Linked DNA regions of Homo sapiens: region 1 is linked to region 2. Evidence: chromatin contacts called from ENCODE Hi-C or POLR2A ChIA-PET data. All regions are on one chromosome and are shown on one strand. Each heading gives the region's core, a stretch centred on a gene start or an enhancer-like site at or near the end of the contact. The rest is flanking DNA. Distances are from core to core; before and after follow the strand shown.

Region 1 (3,902 bases), core at 144-2,643, 250 kb after region 2:
CAGGTGTGAGCCACCACACCCTGCCCCAAATCTTTTATAAGGGATTGTGCCCTTGTCTCCTCGTTTTGTAGGGAGACACCATTTCTATCTTCCAAGGCTGCTCACTACACGAACATCCTTAACGAGAGTCCAGGAGAAAAGGCAGTCAGGCAATGGTCGCAGTACGTGCACAAACTCAAGAGACTAATGGAAAATTGTCTCCAGACTTTATTCAGCTTAAAAAGTGCTACATAATCCATACTTTAGTAGAGGTGCCTATTGCTCAAGCATTCTGAATATCTTGATTACAGAAATTACAAGACCTTAGATGTAAAAACTGAAGGAAAGCCGTGCACGGTGGCTCACGCCTGTAAACCCAGCACTTTGGGAGGCCGAGGTGAGTGGAACACTTGAGTCCAGGAGTTCGAGACCAGCCTAGGCAACATAGCGAGACTTGCTTCTCTTAAAACGCAAAAAAAAAAAAAAAAATTCTTTTTTAAAATGGAAGGAAGTAACACTTGTAAAATCAGCACTGAGCCCCCACATCGGGCATTCGATAAAGGGAAGCTGCTGTTGTTACGATTTTTGCAGTTAGAAATACCATACGTTTGGCCGGGCACGGTGGTTCACGCCTGTAATCCCAGCACTTTGGGAGGCCGAGGCGGGCGGATCACGAAGTCAGGAGATCGAGACCATCCTGGCTAACACGATGAAACCCCCTTCTCTACTAAAAACACAAAAAATTAGCCGGGCGTGGTGGCGGGAGCGGTGGTGGGCGCCTGTAATCCCAGCTACCTGGGAGGCGGAGGTAGGAGAATCGTTTGAACCGGGGAGGCAGAGGTTGCAGTGAGCCGAGATCGCGCCACTGCACTCCATCCTGGGTGACAGAATGAGACTCCATCTCAAAAAAAAAAAAAAAAAGAAAAAAGAAATACTATACGATTATTGAGAAGGGTACTGTCTTCATCAGAACAAGTCGAACAGCAGAATCGTCGAGTCTGGATCCCTCCTCTTCTCCACCCCAACCCCACCCCTCCCCCAACTCCGGCGCAGTGACCTAGCGGAAGATTAGAGACAAGAAAAAAGGACGCGAAAAAAACAGGCTCTCGCGCCTAGCCCGGCCCGGCCCCGCGCACCTCGCACCTCCCGCTCAGGCTCCGAGTCCTCATCGACCTCGCGCTCCCGCTTCACCCGCACAAACGGGACAACAGAAGCCGGGGCCTCGCGCGCGCTCGCCGGCTCGAACTCCCGCTTCACGCGCACAGGGCTGCCCCGGGAGCTCGCCGCCTCAGGCTCCCGCTCCCGATCTCGCTCCCGCTTGACGCGACCGGAGCTGCCCCGCGACTCAGACTCTCGCTTCCCGCGAGTGGAACCGCGAGACTCCCGCTTAGACCGGCCGGACATCTCCACTACCGGCCGAGTCGTCCAGCGCAGGCGCCAAGCACGCTCGAGCGCGCGGCACAAGGCCAATCAGGAGAGGGGCTGGTAGCGAGCCCCGAACTCTCTACGAGTCGCCACTGGGGACAAATCACGCTGCAGAAAATTTGTGGGCGGTGCTGTTCCTGCACTGGCTTCCTCTCCCCTTAGAACCTTCTGTGGGCCTACTGTCGTTTACAGTTTACTGAGACGGGAACCTTTACTGGCGACAGTTTTCTGGATAAAAGCTGTCAGGCCGGGCGCGGTGGCTTACGCCTGTAATCCCAGCACTTTGGGAGGCCGAGGCGGGTGGATCACCTGAGGTCGGGAGTTCGAGACCAACCTGACCAACATGGAGAAACCCCGTCTCTACTAAAAATACAAAATTAGCCCGGCATTGTGGCGCATGCCTGTAATCCCAGCTACTCGGGAGGCTAAGGCAGGAGAATCGCTTGAACCCAGGAGGCGGAGGTTGCGGTGAGCCGAGATCGCGCCATTGCACTCCAGCCTGGGCAACGAGCGAAACTCCGTCTCAAAAACAAAGAAGCTGTCATTCGGCCCCAGATTTGTGCCTCGAAACCACCACCGTGAGGTCGTTTCCCACAGTCTCCGCGGCTTGGGGGCTGACAATCCTGCACAGGAAAACTAGGCGACATTCCCAAATCATCCCCTTGACAGCCCTAATTCTACTTTTAGAAGGTTCTTGGTACCATGAAAACGCAAATGCCCGGTAAAGGCAGATTTACCATGAAGCTAATAAAGCTCTAACCTCAGGACCTGCCTTGAACTTGTTTGCTTGTTTGAACCGTTCCATTGAGGTATAATTGACATACAACAAACTACATGTTTAAAGTGTGCAATTTAGGCCAGGCGCTGTGGCTCATGCCTATAATACCAGCACTTTGGGAGGCCAAGGCGGGCGGATCACCTGAGGTCAGGACTGGAGACCAGCCTGGCCAATATGGTGAAACCCCATCTCTACTAAAAATACAAAAATTAGCCGGGCGTGGTGGCACGAGCCTGTTAACCCAGCTACTTAGGAGGCTGAGGCAGGAGAATCGCTTGAACCCGGGAGGCGGAGGTTGCAATGAGCCGAGATCGCCCCATTGCACTCCAGCCTGGGCAACCAGAGTGAAACTCTGTCATACCCACACCACACCACACCACACCACACCACACCACACCACACCACACCACACCACACTGTGTGCAATTTACTGAATTCTGACTTGCGGTATATGTCAGAGGCGTTTCAACCAGACCAACTCCATCTTGAGTGAGGGTTAGGAAAATGAGGCTGGGCCTTGACAGGCTGCATTCCCAGGAAGTTAGGTATTCCTAGCCTAGAGATGTCTACAGTTAAGGGAACAGAGAGATAATGTTTACTAAACAGATCCAGACTTGGGAGTGTCCTAATATCCCAATATCTGGAGAATAAAGGCATTCCTAATTTTGCTTTAAAGATAATATTTCTTCTTGCAAAATATAATAATAAAATTAATCCTTTATCACAAACCCTTGTAGCAGAGCACATCTCCCCATGATCTTTTTATCCTATATATAAACAAGCATTGTAGCCATGGTGGATGCGTTCCTCCTTTTACTTTCAGGAACGCCCTATTCTGTCAATGGAGTAGCTGTACTTTCACTACTTTACATTTTATTTTTTTGATACAGAGTCTTGCTCTGTCACCCAGGTTGGAGTGCATTGGTGAGATCTCGGCTCACTGCAACTTCTGCCTCCTGGGTTCAAGTGATTATCCTGCCTCAGACTCCTGAGTAGCTGGGATTACATGCACCTGCCACCATGCCCGGCTAATTTTTGTATTTTTAGTAGGCACAGAGTTTCACCATGTTGGCCAGGCTGGTATGGAAGTGCTGACCTCAAGTGATCCGCCCGCCTCCCCTTCCAAAGTGCAGGGATTACAGGCATAAGCCGCGACACCTGGCTACTTTACTTTCTTAATAAACTTGCTTTTACTTTGCACTGTGGACTCACCCTGAATTCTTTCTTGCACAAGATCCAAGAACCCTCTGCTGGGGTCTGAATAGGGATCCCTTTCCTGTAACATATACACCCATGAAGCCATCACCACAATCAAGAGACGGGATCTGGGCCCAGTACGGTGGCTCACACTTATAATCCCAGCACTTTGGGAGGCCTGAGGCAGGAGGATCACTTGAGGTCAGGAGTTCAAGACTAGCCTTGGCAACATAGAGAGACCCCCCCCATCTCCACAAAAAAATTTTAAAATTAGCTGGGCATGGTGGCATGCTATTCAGGAGGCTGAGGCAGGAGGATCGTTTGGGCCTGAGAGGTGGAGGCTGCAGTGAGCAGTGATTGCACCACTACAATCCAACCTATGCGACAGTGAGATCCTGCCTCAAAAAAATAAAAAAATAAAAAAAAATTTAAAGAATCTACCCAGCCCCAAAGATATCCTCTTCCTCCCAGAGAACCCCCACAAAAATCAACTGATCTCTCGGTCACTATAGATTAGTTTGCA
Region 2 (3,979 bases), core at 527-3,026:
TACACCTATGTGAAACTGAGAAGTGATTGCTCGAGGCCTTCCCTGCAATGGTACACCCGAGCTCAAAGCAAGATGAGAAGGCCCAGCTTGTTATTAAAAGACATCCTCAAGTAAGTACCGCCCCTGGGACTGTAGATCCCCCTGCTTTGGGTCAACTGTGTAGAACTAGGAGAAAAATTCAGTGAGAGCCCTCAAGATGGCTAATGTTGGAGAGGCATGCTTGGTCAAAGGATGCCTCAGACATTCAAAGGCACGTCTGAGTAAAGACTGAGTGCACAGCCGGAGTGAGCCTGTACAGCTGGCTGTATTTGGTAAGTGCACAGTGCCCAGTAGCTGCTCAGGCTCTCTACCTTGGCCTGGATGCCTGGGAGAGCAGCTCTCACCGTGCACTGCTCTTCATGCCCTTATTTAACAAAAGAGGGCTTTTCCCTTAGCTATTGTAAGTTAATCTAAAATATGGTTAATTAAATTTCCCTGAAGGCCCTTGAATACTGTTAAATATCGAATACTAAAAATGATGACAGGTGTTTGAGCCAGGTCACCCTTATATCCTAATAAGTGATAGAATTAATCAAGGAGGAACTTGGCAGGTGTCTTTTTTTACATATATACCAGTCAAACCTAGTTGAAAATTGCCCTTTTTTCATGTCTAAACATAGAAATCCAACCTTGCAATCTAGTCTTCTGTCTCACTTTACTGACTTAGGAAGTGTAGGGGAAAAGGAAATTTATAAGAATAAGGCTTATGTTACATTCAGCCTCCCTTGAGTCACCAACCAATATTTATTGAGGCCCACCACGTTCATGACGTCATGCTGGGCGCCAGCCACAAGGCAGCAGGGGAGATAGACCTGCGCCCTGTGCTGCTTAGGCTGTGGGTGAGGTGGACTCGCTCCAGGAATTAAGGCACAGTCTGATATGTGCTACAGACACTGGGCTTGCCTTCACACCCTTTTCTTTTATTTTTTTTTTAAATCAAAATAAGGGAAGTGTATGCACTGAATGTAACACCTTTTCTGGGGCTGAAGAGAAGAATAGGTAATATTAGGTTTTCAAGATTGAAAATTCAAAAGGTATTAAAGAGTCTCAGTGAAACACCTTCTCATCCCTGCTCCCCATTTACCCTCCATATTTAAAGATAACCAGTGTCACCGGTTTCTTGTGTATATGAGAAATATTTTGTGTGTGTGTGCTCTGCCATGCCCCGTGCCCAAACCCACTTTTACACAAATTGATAGCATCCTGTTCACTTATCATTATACATAATCCCAACTTGTCCAAGTTGTCATGGGAAGCCTGTTTTAAATGAGAATTTTAAAGTTTTTAAAACACTCCCAGCAACACTTCATTGTATTCTCATCCTCAAATATTAAGAAATATTTTGCATCTATTATGTATAATATATTATGCTAGATGCAATTTTTTTGAAAAAAAAACTGCCCCTTTATTTAGAAAATGGATTACTTTCTCTTTATTTCTTGCATTTGTTTTTTCAAGAACAGAATTGTTTAAAGCAGTGGTTCTTAAATTTTGGTTGAAACTTTTTAGCTTGCGGTTTGTGTCACTGGAGAACTTAGTAAAAATGAGATTTCTAAAACTAAGACTAGACTCAGCTCTTTTCTCCAAGTCGTGTGTGTGTGTGTGTGTGTGTATTAAACTATATAATAGTGTGAATTTATCAGATCTGTAAAAAATATTTTTTAGGTCATCTTAAGGGTAACTAATGGTCCTGTCTCATTTCCCAGTCGGCCTCACTTCCGGGTAGAATTCTTTAGACGTACTGTGAATAAACTGTTTCTTTTCTTTTCTTTTTTTTTTTTTTTTTTAAGGACTGACAGAATTTTCAGGTCACAAAAGATTGAAGCCGAGATTCTGTAGTTCAAGTCTATTACTTGATTTTAAGTTCAATAATTGACATTGTGATTCAGATTTTGTTACAGTGCTCTTGCAAAAAAAGTTTTTTCTGTGTTTGCTTATAACAAAGACAGTCATAAATGACTAGTTTATCTTGTCAGGAAAATAGGAAATGGCCCCTTCCTTTCACCCCAATGTCAACTTAAAGATTGTAGTTTTATGCTGCATAGCAGGCAGACTCATTTAGGATTCCGTTTTCAGTTTCACATTGCATCTCATGATTCTCACATGACTACATCATAATACCTAATTGATTTTTTTCCAGATGTACATTGCTTGTGTTTGGAGTGTGGATCCTTTATATCCTCAAGTTAAATTATACTACTGAAGAATGTGACATGAAAAAAATGCATTATGTGGACCCTGACCATGTAAAGGTTAGATATCCCATTGGTGTGGTTTAAATGAAAACATTGCCAAGCATATGCTCAAACTATAATATCATTAGTCTACTGTGTGACAAATATATGTTAATAAAAGTTTGAACTCAGAGGGGAAAGCACTTAATCTCAGCACTCCAAAACCAAAGACAACCTTCTTCTAAAAACCCACCACTAACTACTCCACAGTATCCTTCTCCCATTTACTGCAGCTGGGGTGTGGGATGAGGTGGGCTCAACCCAACAGGCTCTAGGGCTCCTCTCCTGGAATTAATTTGCCCTGATGCTATAAAGTAAACAACAAAGAAATTCTTTCTTTTTTCTTTTCTCCCTTTTTTTTTTTTTGAGTCAGGGTCTCGCTCTGCACCCAGGGTTGAGTGCAGTGGCAAGAACACGGCCACCTCAGCCTTCTGAGTAGCTGGGACCACAGGTGTGCACCACCATGCCTGACTAATTTTTTTATTTTTTGTGGAGATGGGGTCTTGCCATGTTGCCCAGGCTGATCTTGAACTCCTAGGCTCAAGCTATCCTCCCGCCTTGGCCTCCCAAAGGTCGGGGATTACAGACATGAGCCACCATGCCTGGCCAGAAATTCTCTTAGTATCATCTGTCCTTCCTGTGTTTTATTTTTAATTTTAATGAATTCACATTGCATTGCAAGATTTTTCTTTCAGCTTACATTTATGTTTCCAAATCAAGTGACATATCAAATGCTTATGTCACTGATTATTTTAGTGGCTGGATTATCTGATAACATTTAGCCCAGGATGGAGGAAGAGATGATTTTAAATAAAGTAGCATGAGAGGGATGATAACTGACATGTATGGATGCTTTATATATATTATCTCCTTTAGTCATTGTGACTGGGAGATATCCCAGTATCATCTCCATCTTACAGATGATGGCTTGAAAGGTTGAGCTGCTCACCCAAGTTCACGTCTAGTTTAGCTAGTTTATAATGTGGTTTAGTGCTCCCGTGTGCCAGGAACTGTTCTAAAAGTGTATTAGTAATATTAGCTCATTTAACTTTCATCACATTCCTGGGGATGTAGGTGCTACAATCATCCCCATCTCACAGGCAGGGAAACTGAGGAGCAGGGAGATTTAGTAACCTGCCCAGGGTCACCAGCGGCAGTACGTGGTGAAGCCCGGCTTGAATTCAGTGGTGTGGTTTCAGAGTCTGAGCTCCTGACCACTCTGCTCTCTGCCTGGTTAGGGAGTGTCCACAGAGAAGCCCAAAGTTAAAAGCAGCATGGTGCAGAGAGGAAAGAGCTTAAATGTTTTACCCAATTCAAATCTAACTGCCACTTAGTAATGGTGAAACCCTAGGCAGGTGACTTGATTGTTTTGAGTCCCAGTTTTCTCAACTGTGAAATGTAGAAGTTGAGTAAGAGAATATATACAAAATTCCTTTCTTGATCCTAATTTTTATTCATACGTTTCTACTTTAATTTGTACATCCTTTGAAGTGCCTCCAATTTTTTTTGTGGTACAGACAGGTATAAACAAATAAATGAAGAGCTCAGTTAGCAAAGGCACAGCTTGGCTCCTGCAAAACTATTGAGTCTCAGGGTCTTGCTGGTCGCAGGGCCAGCCTTCCCAGCATAGGTGTCCTCAGGTGTCTGCTGGCTCATGTCATTTCATCAGCATTAACACATCTGCTTTGGTCGAGTAGGATGTGTCC

The links. A loop is a pair of places that touch in the nucleus more often than their neighbours do. ChIA-PET counts read pairs that join two places held with the same protein, here RNA polymerase II (POLR2A). Pooled maps may share reads with other maps.
Region 1: a loop to region 2 is called in a pooled map, with 6 times the contacts of the local background. The contact joins the promoter of USP39 here to the enhancer-like site in region 2. A Hi-C loop is called at or near these places in 6 of 50 pooled maps. POLR2A ChIA-PET finds 5 or more read pairs at or near these places in 2 of 52 experiments (activated naive CD4-positive, alpha-beta T cell and naive thymus-derived CD8-positive, alpha-beta T cell).

The regions. Positions count from the first base shown.
Region 1 is chr2:85,613,677-85,617,578 of GRCh38, reverse strand. It overlaps USP39 (ubiquitin specific peptidase 39), which reads right to left and starts at 1,393. Exons shown (of 13, transcript NM_006590.4): 1 at 1,116-1,393. The coding sequence starts at 1,383. RefSeq lists enhancers at 1,600-1,649, 1,680-1,729.
Region 2 is chr2:85,859,493-85,863,471 of GRCh38, reverse strand. It overlaps ST3GAL5 (ST3 beta-galactoside alpha-2,3-sialyltransferase 5), which reads left to right. Exons shown (of 7, transcript NM_003896.4): 2 at 1-110; 3 at 2,180-2,291. Among named protein-coding and RNA genes, the nearest start is that of ST3GAL5, 28 kb to the left of the region's middle. RefSeq lists an enhancer at 2,096-2,175. Within about 2 kb of position 1,776, at least 6 of the 41 ENCODE cell types and tissues checked have a DNase peak (open chromatin) inside an H3K27ac peak, as active enhancers do.